Linked DNA regions of Homo sapiens: region 2 is linked to region 1. The links are chromatin loops, found by intact Hi-C in ENCODE. Cell type or tissue: PC-9. All regions are shown on one strand. Links, peaks and the distances in the headings refer to the core of each region. The heading gives the core; the rest is flanking DNA. Region 1 holds the start of LOC107986142 (a long non-coding RNA gene). Region 2 has its middle 65 kb from the start of TSC22D2.

Region 1 (8,824 bases), core at 557-8,556:
AGCAAGACACCACCGGGCAAGACCATGGTGCTTTCTGCCCAGGCTCTAATTCATGCCTGCAGAATAACAATCTGCTCTTGGTGCACCAAGCACAATGCAAGCCCTCTAAGCTGCCACTCATGCGGGGCCTGCTAACACTCCCGGCCCTTGTTTCTGATTCTTGGCATTGTTGGCGCAGGGAGTGTGGGGAGAGTCACATACTTCCATGCTGGGAAAGGCAGGGCCCCTGGTGGCCCAGCAAGTCATCAGACAGCCTGGGCAAGAGCAGCAGCCAGATGAGCTAGAGGGCAGCTTGAACCTCTTGGCAAACTTGCCAAACATTGAGGAATCTGGGGATTGTGGTTCCAAAAAGTCTGGTTTCTTTTGGAACCAGACTGAAGCATGAATTTGAGTTGGGGACAAGGGATCCCCCAACTCAAAAAAAAAAATCCACCTCATTAAAAATTCCTTTGGCATGGCATATTGCTACAGAGTCTGATTGTAGTGCCAGTGTCTTTCTAACACCCTTCAAATAACAGTGCTGACAAATTCCTAAGCAGCCGTCAAATTACATGATCTTGACCTGGTTGGATAAAAAGTGATGCTAGCACAAAGGTGATTGATTGAGGATTATGACAGTCAGACAGATGACACAGTGAATATTGGAAGTATTAATAGCAAGCTTATTCCTAATCTTTACACTGTAGGCAAAAGAAGTAACATGTCAAAAACACCACAGAATATTTTTATTATGGGAGGAGGCAAAACGTTCTTAAGCTTATAATGTAGTGGCACCTTATAGGTAAGACTTAAAGCCTCAAAGCTTTGTTTTAAAGCAACGACTGGTGTTGATTCTCAGTCAATTTAAAGGATGAAAAGGGCTGTAAAACTATTTTACGGTAGGAATAATAGCTACCACTTTTTAAGCACTATGTTACAGGGATTTTAAATATATTAGCTAATTTAAGCCTAATGGCAGCCTTGTCAGGTAGGTACCTTTGTCCCCAGTTTATATACAACTGCAAATTCTGAGACAAAGGATAGTTAGACAGTTCTGCCTGATCCCAAAGCCAGTGCTCTTCAATTCACTGCAGTAAGCCACCTCTCTGGAGCTGAAAGGAGACATGAAACTAGGGACATGAGATAAATGGATTTTTTTTCTCTAAAGAATTGCCATTTTTCTGGATCTTGGATAGAGCTTTATCTTGAGAAGTAACCACGCTTGCTCTTCACAGACAAGATACAGCAACATCTAATATGGAGAAAAACTGTGAGCATTTCCACTTCTGATTAATGAATCAAAACTGAACCAATAAAGTCTAGCCTTTGTGACAGTTCTTTGTCTCCTCCTTGGCCAAGAATTTCTGTACACACTGAGTCAGAGTGTCAGCACTCTCTTAACTTGGCGCACGCAACTTGACATGAGTCACCAGAAGGATTTGAAACTTCGGGTTGGAAAAAGCCACTGCTGTTAAGTTGGTACAGACAAAAATATTTGGGCGTCAACTCTTGTGTTCCTGGATATAGCTTGTTCGTTCATCTGTGTGTTGATTCATTCAATAAATATTCTAATGTACCCAATAAAATACAAAATACTGGGTAAAAAGTTTAATTAGTAAACAAACAAACAAACAAACAAAAAAAAACAGTGAAATCAAGTGTCTCACCTCAACCCCTAGTTTCTCTGTTGAGGGACAATCACTGCTAGCAGTTTCTTGGAGGATCCTTCTAGAGATATTCTAGGCATATTATGTGCCTTTCCCTTGGTTTACATAAGTGTTATTGCACCCCTGCAATAGCCTGGGCACTGATTTATGTAAAGTGATGATCAAGACTTGGGCCCTGTCCCTGAGGAGGAAATAGAACATAAACCAACTTCCACTTTATGATTGACAAGTTCCCTGATTGGAGGTACTTATAGGAGTGGTGGTGGTCTGAGTGAATCAGGATTGAAATATCAATGTGTCTTATCAGCTGTCACAAGTAAATTGTTGTTATTAATAGTGAAGTGCCAGCATTTGAAAATTATTTTTTAAAATAGGATAACATGTATTCCTGTGATAATTTCAACCTCACTTGCATCCTAATTTGCTTGTGAGACAGAAAAGTGTGGAGATTAAGCTGTTTCACTGAGAATTGTGCGTGACGCTGGACACACCCATGGTAGGTTCTCTTGTGAATGTGATCTGGTGCATATCCCAGGGAGCTGAACATTTTGTACAATCAGGGTACAAGAAGAGCATAATTTCTTCATTTTCTGGGGGACAATTAGAAAGTTTTCCCTAAATAGTATATGCTCCCATTTAGTGGGGTATGGTTTTCCTAGTTGCCTGGTTTCAAAATATTCATCCTTACAATGGAAGGGAAGTCAGGAAGTGATAAAACCTCCCATCTGGATTGAATACAGTTTGGGACAGTAGTTTGTGCACGGTGAGGCAGATAACACTTTGCAGATTTAGGAGACAGCTGAATCTGATGCATGTGGATGCAAGCTACTGGTAGAAGGCTTGGAGCAAATCCTTTCAATGCAGCTTGGATTTATGGGAGATTTTCAGGCGCCTGTAGGCTTTGAAGAGGCGTACAGTAGTATTTGGTTCACAAAGAGTTCACGTTTACTTCGGTTCACCTGGATTCTCACTCCCAATTGAGTTTTATTTCCAGTATGCTTGTAAACCAACTCCAGACTCGGATGCAAACTCGGCTCAATGTCTGATAGGGAGTTAAAGAGAGAAAATACAAAATGGCATAAATGAGTTTCACATGATTTCCAATCCAAGCTATGAGCTGGCTCTGGCTCGCTCAATCAGCCAGGAGCAGAAAAAGTTTTGCAAACTTCAGTGACCCTTGCAAAAAACCTGGTCTACATCCTGCCTTCAGGAGAAAACCCAGAACCGGTTAGATGTGCCCTGTTTTGGTTTCTATTACAGCTTGCCTTGCAGCCGTCCTAGGAGAGACTGTGGCCCAAGTACATTCTCCTCTTGATCTTCTAAATGTGCCCCTCTAAGGGGCAAGAAGGTTTGCTTTTATTATGGCACATAAGGCAAAAATGTGTCTTGGAATGAAGCACAGCTGAATTGCTGAGGGCAGGACTATAAAATACAATCTTTCCCAAGGATTTTCTTCCTTAGGAGCTCAAATGGCAGCCTAGCTTGACAGCAGGGGCTCTATGCTGACTTAAGTTTTTATATCATGTCAGAAAAATATAAATATAATTATCTTCCTTCGTTAAAGAACCCACAACCCAAATTTGTACAGTTAGTCAAATTTCAGTTTAAAAAATACTGAAATATGTTATTATCCTTTTAAAAGTCATCTGTACAACACTATGATATAGGGCATAAGGTTTGAGAGGGATTTTTTCTTCCTTTCTTCCTTTTTTTCCTTTCTAAGTCATATGAAGCAGAACTAGATCTGAGTGAAATCTTGCCTTTTCACGTAGTTTTTTTCCCTAGCTAAGTTAAATAAAGCACAAAAAGAGTGCATTTCCCAAGTACCTTATGAGATCCTGTCAATTTGTTTCTTCCCCTTGCTTTGAAAACCACCCCTAAAGAGATAAAATTACTTGCATCGATTCTTACAGAAAAGCAGCCAAGGTTTTATTAAAAACATTGTCCTTCGTACTCTTGCATATTTTCTTTTTCTCCCTAACATGGAAGGACATCAAATATAAAAGAAACGCAAATGTACAATACTGCCTCTTTCATCTTTGCTCAATTTCCAAAATCTTCCAACCCATCGCTTTACTTTTCTTTATTAAATTTTAAAGCCGAGCAAGTGGAATGCTGCATTTGAATTGTGAGGCTATGGGGGATGTTGGTGAGAGACTATCTGCATTGTTTCATTCAATTCTCATAAACTCTTCTCACCCTGTATTGGGATTGGCGAAATACTTTTATACCTTGGGGAAGATGTTCAAACTAATTGGTTTCCTATAGAACTCAGGATTCTGGAAGCTCATGATGCTTGATGTGACTGGATTCTTTAGTAATTAAAAAAAAAAAGATGAAAAAGTGTCATTGATACCTGGTTGAATATACAAACTTTAAAAACAAGTTCAGAGTTTTCTCTCAAATGCATACAGTGTATTACAGAGTATTTCTTGGAAGAGCAATCCTCTGAAATACACATGAAAAATAATTTGATGACTAAAAAATAATGAAAAAATGTGTGATGATCTGGATTTCTTGCTTTTTAAAATTTCCAGCTTGATAGCGTTCACTAAAACATGTCCTTTTGAAAAGCGATCTCTAAAAGCCATAGTCATGAAGCAGACTGGCAAAATAAAGGCAAAATATCTGTGATAAGTTAAATGAAAAAAAAAATTCAAAATTTTATCTTTTTTTAAAAAGACTAAAAGGAAACACATCAAAAGAATAGCCTAGAATTACTTGTCATATTTTTCTTTTTTCTATTTTCATTCTTTCTGCAATTTGGAATAATTACCTTTCTAACAACAATAATACAAAGATCAGCTATAGTCCTTATATTTTTAGTGGGTCTGATTTATCCTGGACTGCCCTGTGCTTGGAGATGCAGACCTCTGATTTTTTAAAAATATGTGCTTTAAACACAGAATAGCTTATCAGAAACTGTAATTGTGTTAGATAAAATCTCAGCCCTAAAAGAAAACAGTACTGTACGTGCCAGGATAAGCATTTTGAAACCAAATGAATAACTGAGGTTATTAGTTCAACGATGAGCACACCTGAGTTTTGAGACATATGACCCAATAGCATATGGTGAAATCCTGGATCCACAGAGAGTGTCTCATATTCACTAAACTCATCAGAATGAGCATTTAGTTCCTCTAAAGCAAGGTGCAATAAATCAGGGGAAAGCTGCAGATCCTGTCAGACCTGCTTGCATTCCTTTCCCCTCAGTGATTCCTTAGTTCAAGAGGGTTCATCCTTTGGGAATGTTTTAACACCCTTTGAAAACAGTGCCAAAGTCCAGGGCTTTGACGGCTTGATAAAACCTTATTTTAGGCCAAGTGCGGTGGCTCACGCCTGTAATCCCAACACTTTAGGAGACCGAGGCGGGCGGATCACCCGAGGTCAGGAGTTCGAGACCAGCCTGACCACCATGGTGAAACCCCGTCTCTACTAAAAATACAAAATTAGCCGGGCATGGTGGCGCATATCTGTAATCCCAGCTACTCGGGAGGCTGAGACAGGAGAATCGCTTGGACCCGGGAGTTGGAGGTTGCAGTCAGCCGAGACTGCGCCATTGTACTCCAGCCTGGGCAACAAGAGCGAAACTCTGTCTCAAAAAACAACAACAAAAAAAAACAAAAACAAAAACAACAACAACAAAAAACACACCTTATTTTATCCTGAGATGGAGAAAAATCAGCCTCTGGGAGGGGCTAAATTATCAAAGGCAATGCCATGTAGCAGCAGTAAGTTAACTAGCAGATCTTGGAGAGATGAGAGCCCCTTTGAACTTGCTGGGAAGTTTAACAGCGAGAGTGGAGATTCCTGGGAGAATATCTGTTACCAAAAGACGATAAAGAACTAGTAAGTAGCTTTCCAGCTGGATAAAAGACAGGAGATAGAATCCATCCGGCTGCAGATCCGTGTTTAATTCTTGCACTGGGGGAGGGAGTGAATGCATAGAATTTATGGGATGGCGTTGAAAATATAATAGATGCCCAAACAAGAAGTTGGGCAGATTCATTTTTCTTTTGTATTATGGACCGGAATTTAAAATGTCAGTTTGAACAGGGAATTAATTGGACTTGCTGGGATGACAAGTCATGAGCCCTTAGGGCAACTGGTGATTTACCGATGCCAAGGCCAGCTCTCTTCCTGGGGACTCTCTTTGAAGTCAGGGGATGTTGGGAACACAGGGGGTGAAGGGAGGAATGGAAATTAGGGTGAGAACGGGCTTTGTAGTGGTATCATTTCTCCAAAACAATCTAGTGCTTTTCCCTTCTTCATTCATTCAGCAAATATTTCATGACCTCTCTGTGCCTGGCACTCTGCTGGCATTTGGGATTCAAAGATGAATACAGGAGAATTCATTGCTTAAAGAGTCTGGAGGTAATTTCAAACACTGACAAATTTCCTCTTCCTATTCTTATTAAGAGGAGCAGCCTGGAAGATGCATTGCCCTGTATTTCTATAATCTTATGTCTCTAATTTAAAGACATTTCAAATTTCATATAATTTTACTCTTTTTAGTAAAGGCAATTCATTAAATACATAAGATGTTATTTGAAATGCTTTTTTTTAACCAAATAAACTCATTTATTAAAAAAGAAAATCCCCCAAGTCAGACAGAGTTTTCATTCTGATTTTGTTGTTGTTGTTTTGGTAGAGACAAGGTCGCACTATGTTGCCCTGGTTGGTCTTGAACTCCTCAGCTCAAGCAATCCTCCCACCTCGGCCTGCTGAAGTGCTGGGATTACAGGCATGAGCCACTGTGCCCAGACTAATTGTTGTTTTTTAACAATATAGTTTCTATATTGATTTCACAAGCCTCCTTTTCCATGTGTTGAAATCCATGGATTGTATTAGAAAGACATTTGACCTATTGGGGGAGATAGATTATTATTGTTTTTAAATCAATTAGACATCTAGCTAGGCTGAAAACAACCACTAAAAGGTTTTCGTTTGTTTACTTGTTTTTGCCTGGCAGCCATACCACCAAAGTACAAAGGCTTGTTTAAAAAAAAATCTGTTTTGCCTATCTAAACCTCTCTAAAAGGAAGGAAATAAAATTTTGTAACTTTCCAAGAAGTGAAAACCAATTAACATTTTAAAGTCACATTACACTCATAACCTCTAATACATTATTTTCAGAAGAGCCATTTCTGCTGAGTCAGAATATAAAATAGGATTCAAATACCTATTTCCTTAATAGATTTAAATGACTGTGACTAACAATCTCAATATTTCTTGTTTTATGGAAAAATTTTAGTTTCTCAAGGATCCCATGGGGATTGGACATGATGGTGTTTAAGGGCCTCTAACGATCCCTGCCTTGGATATGTGTAGTCCCCTCCCACACTGCATCAGGATTGGTCTGTGAATACGGCAGAAATGATGGTATGACTTTTCCTAGGCTAGATCACAAAAGACCTTGTGGCTCCTCTCTCTCTCTTTCTCATACATACATCATTCCATCCAGGGGAAGCCAGATGCTGTGTTGTGAGGACAGTCAGGCAGCCCCATGGAGAGGCCCATGTGGCAAGGCATTGAGGACTTCTGCCAATAGCCATATGAATGACCATCTTGGAAGTAGGTGCTCCAGCCCTGGATAAACCTTCAGATGACTGCAGCCCCTGCTCAGAGCTTGACTGCAACCCCATCAGAGACCCTGAGCCTGAGACACTCAGCTAAGTCACTCGGAGGTTCCTAACCTACAGAAACTGTGTGAAATAATAAATGTTTATTGTTTTAAGCCGCCAAGGTTTTGGGGTAATTTGTGATGGAGTAACAGATAACTAATACAAAGACCCTTTCAAAAGTGAGATTAATTGATTCTCTGATTCTCATACCACACTGGTAATAGCTGCCATGTGAAATATTCTTACTGGAAGCCATGGGAAGTTTTAAATCTCTCCAGATTCCTGCACATTGCTTGCATTAATTAATACATATACCTGTGTATATCCATATATACAAAGTTAATGCATTTTTTTCTAAACATTTTTTGAAATTTATTTTCAATTTTAAAGACAATATATGCTTATTAAAGAAAATGTGAGGGGAACGTTAAAAAAGATTACCCATAGTTCTAACACCCATAGTTCTAACATCTATAGTTAGCACATTTGAGTGTACTTCTCTATATTTTCTTTCAGGGTGTTTAAAAAAGTACTTGTGATCATATGCTGTATAACCATATTTTCACCAAGTCAAATCCACTTCCTTTAAAGGCAGAGCCCAATAATGTGCTTTGCTCATCCTTGTCATTCAGCTCCCTGCTCCGAGTGACAGGTTCTCAGAGAAATCAGATGCAACTATGTCCTTAGCGTGCAGATGGCTCATGAGGGTGTCATGTGTTTGGAGCCAGGCCCTGGCAGGGAGTGACCAGTGCCCGGGGTGCCAGACACATGGAAGATGATTTACATCAACAGGCAGTTCCCTCTGTGCATATTCTTTTTATTTTCAGTACTAACATCTGTGTGAAGGGCCAACCCCTGTCCCCCACTAACTTATATTTATATCCACAAATTTCTTATGGGAATCAACACTCCCTTATTCTCTGCTCTTCATAGAGGGCTGCAATGCTGGCAAAGTGTAGGCATCAGGACCCTCTCCAAGGCCCTGAGAGGGGTTCTACAAAATGTTCAGATGGTTATACGTTTTTGCAAAATTTGCAAAAATAAAAAACTTGAATCACAATTGGTTAAGACTGCTACATCTTTCCACTCTGCCCCATCCCCGAACCCAACACACATATACTTTCCTTTATGCAGGGTGGTGCTGAGTGGTCATGTGAGAGCATTTTATTGTTATGATTTTTTTTTTTTAACAGAGCCTGAAAAATTGTGTAAGTTCCAGGACTTAAAAACCTGGATATACCTCTTTGTCTCTGAATTGCAAATATATACATAATATATTTTTAATATAAATATATATCTGTGGTATTTATATATATATATTAACAGCTTTTTCAATTGCTTTGTACTGTGAACATAATTTATTATTTGCTAGCCTTATTTGTTAAGTCAGAGGAAATTTCAGAGCCATGAGGGTTACAGAATGAGAGGATTTCTAATGAGCTCAATGTGTTCTAAATGGTTTTATGTGATTCCCAGGTTTGCTTCATCAGAATCCATAGGTTCTCAAGTGGCGCTCCTCCTTGTGCTCGCAGAACCCCGCTTATTGACTCTACA
Region 2 (8,824 bases), core at 546-8,545, 130 kb before region 1:
ATCAATAACTACATTAAATATGAACAATCTAAATGCTATGCAAAAGTCAGAGATTGACTGACTAATAAAAGCAAGATCTAACTATATGCTACCTACAATAGACACATTAGATTTAAAGATAAAAATAGGTTGAAAGTAAAAGGATGGGGAAAAATGCCATAAAAACAGTACCATAGGAGAGTTGGAGTGGCTATATTAATAGACTTTAAGACAAGACATATTACTAGAGACAGATGGATGCTTTATAATGAATATGTAACAATTATAAATGTATATGTTCCTAACAACAGAGCCCCTAAATACATAAAGCAAAAGTTGATAGAATTAAAAAGAAAAACACTATTCAAAGAGACTTCAATACCCCATTTGATAGAAAATTAGTAACGATATAGAAGACTATCAACCAACCTGATACAACTGACATTTTTAGAACACCACACCTAATAACAGCAGAATACACATTCTTTTTAGTGTACATGGAACATTCTCCAGAATAGACTGGATGCTAGGCCATGATACAAGGCCCACATTTAACAGAATTGAAATCATACAAAGTATGTTCTCTGACCACAACAGGATTAAATTAGAAATGAGCAACAGAAGGAAATTTGGAAATCTCCAGATATTTGGAAATTAAATAACATGCTTTTAAATAACCCATAGTCAAAAAAGAAATCATGAGGGAAATTAGAAAATATTTTGAGTTGAGTTAAAACAAAAACACACACAAAATCAAAATTTGTGGCATGCAGTTAGTGCAGGGAGGGAAATTTATAACATTAAACACATTAAAAAAAGAGAAAAATCTTAATCTAAGCTTCCACCTCAAGAATCTAGAAAAAGGAGTAAAATAAACTCAAAACAAGCAAAAGGAAAGAAATAATAAAAAGTAGAAATCAATGAACTTGAGAAAATAAAAACCAATAAAAATCATGTTCTTGGAAAAAAGTCAACAAAATTGAGAAATCTTGAGCTAGACTAACCAAGAAGGAAGAGAGAAATAGAATATTTTCAAAATCAGAAATGAAACGGTTCATCACTACCAGTCCTATGGAAATTAAAGAGTTCACAGGACTGCTATGAACAAATTTACATTAACAAATTGGAAAACTTAAATGCAAAGATTCTTAGAAAGATACAAATTACCAAAACTGAACTAAGAATAATTAGAAAATCTGAATCTACCTATAACAAGTACAGAAATTCATTTAATAGATAAAATGCTTCCCATAAAGAAAAGCTTGGGTCCAGACAGCTCTGTATTCATTTCCTATTGCTGTATAACAAATTGCTGTAAATGTAGAGGCTGAAAATAACACCCTTTTATTAGCCCTCAGTTTTGTATTCCAGAAGTCTGACATGGTGAGACTAGAAATCAAGATGTCTGTCAGACTGAGTTCTCATCTGGAGGCTCTGGAGAAGAATCACTTCCAAGCTCACTTAGGTTGTTGGCATAATTCATTTCCTTGACCTTGTAGGAGTGAGATCCCCATTTTCTTGCTGGTAGTCCCTCAGGGGCTGCTTTTAGCTCTTAGAGGCTGCCTGCATTCCTTGTCATGTGGCCTGCTCCATCTTCAAGCCACAATAGCTCATTAAATATTTCTAGTGCTTCAGATTTCTAGCTTTCTCTTTTTCCATCAACCAAAAATCTTTCTGCTTTTAAAAGGTTCATGTGGCTAATCTCCCTTTCTTTAAGTCAACTGTTTCATATAACATAAGCTAATCATAAGAGTAAAACCCATCATATTTACAGTCCCAGGGCATTTTAGAATTCTGCCTGCTGCAGCTTCATTGGTCAATTCTATCAACTGTAGTTACAATAGCCAAAACAATTTTGAAAAAAAAGAATAAATTTGAGGATTTATACCATCTGATTTCAAAACTTGCTATATAGCTACAGAAATCAAGACACTGTTGTATTGGCATAAAGATAGGCATATAGCTTAACAGAATAGAATCGACAGAAATAGAGTTTATATTTACATTTGAAGGTTTTACATTTATAGTCAATTTTTGACAAAGGTACCAACATCGTTCAATAGAGAAAGGATAATCTTTTCAACAAATAATTCTGGATCAATTGGATATCCATAGCAAAAGGTAAATTCATACCGTTGTTTCATACTATATACAAAAATTAACTCAAGAGGGATAAGAGACTTACATGTAAAAAGTAAATATATAAAATTTCTAGATGAGAACATAGGAGAAAATCTTCATGATGTTGGGGTAGGCAAAGATTTCTTCTTAGACTCAATGTGAACCATAAAAGAAAACTTTGATAAATTGGATTTTGTCACATGAAAACTTTCTGCTCAAAATGAAAAGGCAAGTCACAGACTGGGGGAAGATATCTGCAGTACTTATATCTGATGAAAGATTGTGTATAGGATATACAAAGACATTCATCTTGGCTGTGATTGTGGTTACATGGCTGTATACTTTTTCAAAACTCAGCAAGCTTTATTTAAAATGTGCATTTTAGTGAATAAATTATACCTCAATAAAGCTGATTAAAATATATTAAAAGGATATCTTATTTGATTTATTTATTTTTTGAGATGAGTCTCGCTCTGTCGTCCAGGCTGGAGTGCAGTGGTGCAATCTTGGCTCACTGCAACCTCTGCCTCCCAGGTTCAAGCAATTCTCCTGCCTCCCAAATAGCTGGGATTACAGGTGTCCGCCACCACACGCAGCTAATTTTTGTATTTTTAGTAGAGACGAGGTTTCACCATGTTGGCCAGGCTAGTCTCAAACTCTTGACCTCAGGTGATCCGCCCACCTCGGCCTCCCAAAGTGCTGGGATTACAGGTGTGAGCCACCGCACTCAGCCTAAAAGGATATTTTAAATAATATTTACATGCTTTGATTAGTCTCCTTGGAGTACTGCAGCTTAACCATTTTTTGCTTTTTCACTCACTCAGCTTTTCCCCCTGGGGATAGGTAGTTTTTTAGCTAAGTGGAACAGAGCGACGCAAGGGGTTCAAATAAAAGATATATAGCCCTGTGGCATCTTATCAGAATATCAATATATTTGGAGGCTAGACTGGTGCAGTGGCTCATGCCCGTAATCCTAGCACTTCAGGAAATAGAGGTGGGCAGACTGCTTGAGCTCAGGAGTTCAAGACCAGTGTGGGCAACATGGCAAAACCCTGTCTTTACAAAAAATACAAAAATCAGCCAGGTGTGGTGGCATGAACCTGTAATCCCAGCTACTTGGGAAGCTGAGGTGGGAGGATCGCTTGAGCTTGGGAGGCAGAGGTTGCAGTGAGCTGAGATCCTGCCACTGTACTCCAGCCTGTGTAATAAGAGTGAGACCCTGTCTCAAAAAAAAAAAAAAAAAAAAAAAAAAGAAAAAGAAAAAAAAATACATGTATTTGGAGGCTAAAAGGAATCTGGGTTTTGGAGCTAGGGAACTGAGTTTCTACTCTGATTACATATCAAAAAATCCTAGCTTTACCCTTTGTGAGCCTCACGTCTCTGCTTGTCTACAGTGAAATGCCCTACCCATGGCTCAGCGATTTGTCTTATTCACATGATGTGAAGGTAAAGGGCTCAAGAAATGTTGGCCACTCTTATTCTAAAGAAATTCTCATGTAACTAGACAAAGATGTATAGAGAAACAATTTTGATTACAGAAAAAAACTGAGTGCCATCTAAACATCCATGAGTAGGGGACTGTCGTGATATGACTTATTATACAACACTATGCAGCTATTTAAAAGAATAAAGACAATCTCTATGTTCTGTCATGAAAAGATGTTTGTGATTACTGTAGATTTGTAGAAAGCAAGTTGAAGAAAAATATGTTTAGTATAATCTCATTTATGGTAAATGAAAACACAAAATGTGTGTATCTCAATTATGTGCAGAGAAAACTTAGCAGTTTTACTCTGCAGAGTGGGATTGCAGATGAATAGAGAGGGGAGATTTTGCCTTGTTTTTTTTGAAAATTAACTTCTTTATTGAAATATTTCAATGAGCATGTGCTACTTATTTTTTTTTTGAAGTTTTTTTAAATTATACTTTAAGTTCTAGGGTAGATGTGCACAACATGCAGGTTTGTTACATATGTATACATGTGCCATGCTGGTGTGCTGCACCCGTTAACTCGTCATTTACATTAGGTATATCTCCTAATGCCATCTCTCCTCCCTCCCCCGACCCCACGACAGGCCCCAGTGTGTGATGTTCCCCTGTGTCCAAGTGTTCTCATTGTTCAATTCCCACCTATGAGTGAGAACATGTGGTGTTTGGTTTTCTGTCCTTGCGATAGTTTGCTCAGAATGATGGTTTCCAGCTTCATCCACGTCCCTACAAAGGACATGAACTCATCCTTTTTCATGGCTGCATAGTATTCCATGGTGTGTATGTGAGCATGTGCTACTTATTAAGAAAATACACCTTTCATTTTTTTTTTTTTTTTTTTTTTGAGATGGAGTCTCACTCTGTCATCCAGGTGGGAGTGCAGTGGTGCCATCTCAGCTCACTGCAAACTCCGCCTCCCGGGTTCAAGCGATTCTCCTGCCTCAGCCTCCCGAGTAGCTGGGATTACAGGTGTGCACCACTAGGCCCAGCTAATTTTTGTATTTTTAGTAGAGATGGGTTTTCACTATGTTGGCCAGGCTGGTCTCAAACTCCTGACCTCAAGTGATCTGCCCACCTCAGCCTCCCAACATGCTGAGATTACTGGCGTGAGCCACTGGGCCCAGCCAGAAAATATACATTTCTAACAAATAAACAATCAGCACCAATCCTCTTGAACTGAGAGTGTTCTGATTGAAGTCTGTTTGGTATTTTGTGGATGGAGACTTACCTTTCTTCATTCCAAGGAGTGTATATTGTCATATATTGTTCTCTTTTGCCCATCCCAAATGGCCATCTCTTGAATCACAGAGCTGCCTAATGAAATCAAGTAGATGAATCAATGAATAGGAATAAATTGGGTACAGTTTCAACATAATTTTTTCCAGAAAAGGGGTTCTTTCTTCCTGTGACCTCTAACCTATTTAAGCACAATGGGGAGAAAAATGTGGGCTATGGCCACCCATGGGCTGGAATCTAGTTCTACCACTAATCTGATCTGAGATCTTGGGCAGGTCACAAGCTCTCTGGATTCTCTGAACCTGTTTCCTTATCTGTCAAATGAGCCAAATACTTGCTTTCCCAAGGCTTACTAGGGTAGTTGTGAGGTTCTAAAGAGATAAAGGAGGAAAAATACACCTGAGCCCAGGAGGTTGAGGCTGCAGTGAGCTGTGATCGTGCCACTATACTCCAGCCTGGGCGACAGAGTGAGACCCTGTCTTAAAGGGAAAGAAAAGGAGGAAAAATAGATTTTTGTCAGGAGTGCTGTAAAACTTGGTAGTGTTATTATTTGGAGAAGGTGATTAAACCTATCTAGGTGACCTTGGATTTATCACAGGTGCTATTTCCTGGGCCTAAAGATTGCCTAGTCTTTTTCCCAAGCTTTTGGTCAAAAAGCAGTGAGGAGAAAGAGCATTGCTTCAACCAGATGCCTAGAAAGGGGTGAGAAAGAAAACAAGAGCAGCATTTACTGTATGCTTGCTGTGGGCCAGATCCAAGTTACGTGATTTACATATTTTATATTGTTTGATCCTTACAACAAGGCTATGATTTGGCTATCTCAGGCTACATTTAGAGATCAGAAAGCTCAAGAATAAAGAATATGTAAGATAGGTGTGAACCCTCATTCATTCATTTAATAACAGTACAATCATGTGCTGCATAACAACATTTAGGTCAACTGTGGGCCGCCATCAGTAAAGTCACAGGGCAACGCTTTACTCACATGTTCGTGGTGATGCCCGATGTAAACAAACCTACTGTGCTGCCAGTCGTATAAAAGTCTAGCACATACAATTATGTATAGCACATAATACTTCATAATGATAATAACCATGTTACTGGTTTATATATTTACCATACTCTACTTTTTATCTTTTAGAGTGCAGTCCTACTTATTAAAAAAAAAAAAAAAAAAGGTAGCTGTAAGACAGCTTCAGGCAGGCCCTTTAGGAGGTATTTCAGAAGAAGGCATTGTTCTCATAGGAGATGACTGCTCCATGCATGTAATTGCCCCTAAAGACCTCTTCCAGTGGGACAAGATGTGGAGGTAGAGGGCAGTGATGTTGATGATCCTGATCCTGTGTAGGCCTAGGCTAATATGTGGGTTTGTGTCTTAATTTTCAACAAAAAAGTTTAAAAAGTTAAAAAATTTTAAAATAGAAAAAAGCTTATATAATAATATAAAGGAAGTATTTTTGTACACTTATAGAATGTGTTTGCCTTTTAAGCTAAGTGTTATTACAAAGGAGTAAAAAAGTTAAAAAAATTTCAAGTTTATAAAACTAAAAAGTTACAGTGGCTGGGCATGGTGGCTCACACCTGTATTTCCAGCACTTTGGGAGGCCTAAGGGAGAATCTCTTGAGGCCAGGAGTTCGAGACCAGCCTGGATAACAAAGGGAAACTCCCATCTCTATAAAAAATTAGCCAGGCACAGTGGCATGTGCCTGTAAGTCCCAGCTACTCGGGAGGCTGAGGTGAGAGACTGCTTGAATCCAAGAAGTGAAGGCTGCAGTGAGCCATGATCATACCACTATGCTCCAGGCTGAGTGACAGAGCAAGACCCTGTCTCAAAAAAAAAAAAAAAAAAAAAGGCCGGGCACAGTGGCTCACGCCTGTAATCCCAGCACTTTGGGAGGCTGAGGAGGGTGGATCACGAGGTCAGGAGATCGAGAACATCTTGGCTAACACGGTGAGACCCCGTCTCTACTAAAAATACAAAAAAAAATTAGCCGGGTGTGGTGGTGGCTGCCTGTAGTCCCAGCTACTCGGGAGGCTGAGGCAGGAGAATGTCGTGAACCTGGGAGGAAGAGATTGCAGTGAGCTGAGATCATGCCACTGCACTCCAGCCTGGGAGACAGAGCAAGACTCTGTCTCAAAAAAAAAAATTACAATAAGTTAAGGTTGATTTATTATTAAAGGAAAATGTTTTAAAAATAAATTTAGTGTAGCCTAAGTGTACAGTGTTTATAATGTCCACAGTAGTGCACAGTAATGCCCCCAGGCCTTCGTATTCACTCACCACTCACTCACTGACTCACCCAGAACAAATTCCAGTCCTGCAAGCTCCATTCATGGTAAGTGCCCTATACAGGTGTACCATTTTAAATCTTTTATACTGTATCCTTACTGTACCTTTTCTATGTTTAGGTACACAAATACTTACCATGTGTCACAGTATAGTATCAGTACAGTGACATGCTGTAGTTTTATAGCCTAGCAGCAATAGCTATACAATATAACCCAGGTGTGTAGTAGGCTAGATCATCCAGGTTTGTATAAGTACACTCTATAATGTTTGCACAATGACAAAATCCTAACGACACATTTCTCAGAATGTATTTCTGTCAAGCAATACATCACCGTACTAGTTACCAGGAATACAATTGTGAATAAATAAGTAGAAGTCTCTACTCTCGCAGAACTTACCCTCAAACGGGGCCCAGTTTGAAGTTTCTCAGCTGTCAAAGGGCAATGAGGGGATTCTCATTCCATTTTATACCACTCAGTTTCTGTCTCTAAGTACTGGCACCTTCTCACCCCAAGTTTCCTAGGCTCTTCACTTTAAACCCCCTATGTAGGGCCCAGAGCCTCTTCTCCTCCTCCCGCTGGACCTCCCCTCCTGGGGCTGACATTCTCCTCCTCCTCGTAGAACTCCCTTCTGGGGGATGACATTCTTGAGTATCCTGGGGTAGAAGATTGTTGTAACCTTTTTTCCCTCCCAGAGTGTGATTATCTGAGCAGAGGAAGCCTCCAGGAAAGCTGCATTACCAGATGAGTCAGCTGTCATCACAGCCATTACCTAATGCTGAACTGGGATGGGTTCAGGAAGCTGAAGTCAGTGAATATAAAACTAAGACTCACAGGTTTGGAACTCAAGGTTGCTGGAAGCAAGAGGCTGGCGGTGTTTCCACAGCTATTGCCAAGTCTCTACTTGTTCACTCTCTCCAGAGAACAGAACAGGGAGGTCTTCAAAAGTTCCATTTTAAAAGAAGCTGGTGTTTCTGAGAAGGGACTCTCCCTTTACAGTTTTTCTCAGTGAATGCTTTAGCACGAATAGACTACTCGGGGCAGGATGGAATAGGGGGAGGTGAGAAGAACAGGAGACAACGCTGGCTGGAGAATGGTAGGTAAGAGGAGTCATTAATAGGAGAGTCCCACAGACCTAGGTTCTCGTGCTGACTACCTAGGTTCTTAAGCTAATGTCCCAACACTGAAACCTCTTAGTGGGTTCCTTATGGGAAAGACCATTAAGATGATAACAAAATTGGTCTGCGTGAAGAATCAAGACACAGATACCAAAGGAAATAGAACACATCGGCACCAGAGTTGCTGATCTGTATCGCCTTGCTTAGAAGTATTGTTGCATGTTGGCCGGGCGCGGTGGCTCACGCCGGTAATCCTAGCACTTTGGGAGGCCAAGGTGGGTGGATCACCTGAGGTTAGGAGTTTGAGACCAGCCTGACCAACATGGTGAAACTCTGTCTCTACAAAAATACAAAAAATTAGCCTGGCATGGTGGCGCATGCCTGTAATCCCAGCTACCAGGGAGGCTGAGACAGGAGAATGGCTTGAACCCGGGAGGTGGAGGTTGCTGTGAGCGGAGATCGCGCCATTGCACTCTAGCCTGGGCGACAAGAGCAAAACTCCATCTCAAATAAAATAAAATAAAAAGTATTGTTGCATGTGCTAAATGTTACCTACCCCATGCAGCCTTTCTTAGTAAACTTCCTGGTTCAT

Evidence for each region. Hi-C counts contacts between places; a loop is a spot of excess contacts. Peaks named below come from ENCODE experiments on the same cell type or tissue, not always from the same donor. Only the 100,000 strongest peaks of a DNase experiment are listed, where the experiment ranks them.
Region 2: a loop joins it to region 1, with 8 times the contacts of the local background. A loop is called at or near these places in 2 of 110 quality-filtered maps.

What each region holds. Positions count from the first base shown.
Region 1 is chr3:150,341,242-150,350,065 of GRCh38, reverse strand. It overlaps LOC107986141 (a long non-coding RNA gene), which reads right to left. Exons shown (of 3, transcript XR_001740958.1): 2 at 1,647-2,688. LOC107986142 (a long non-coding RNA gene) reads left to right here and starts at 6,396. Exons shown (of 3, transcript XR_001740959.3): 1 at 6,396-7,028; 2 at 7,111-8,824. In PC-9, for the core only: no CTCF peak of the experiment used is centred there; DNase peaks (open chromatin) are centred at 1,415, 2,855 and 4,765; H3K4me3 peaks cover 1,591 bases; H3K27ac peaks cover 6,245 bases.
Region 2 is chr3:150,468,879-150,477,702 of GRCh38, reverse strand. No RefSeq gene overlaps it. Among named protein-coding and RNA genes, the nearest start is that of TSC22D2, 65 kb to the right of the region's middle. RefSeq lists an enhancer at 7,975-8,475. In PC-9, for the core only: no CTCF peak of the experiment used is centred there; DNase peaks (open chromatin) are centred at 5,062, 7,132, 7,402 and 7,912; H3K4me3 peaks cover 1,325 bases; H3K27ac peaks cover 4,046 bases.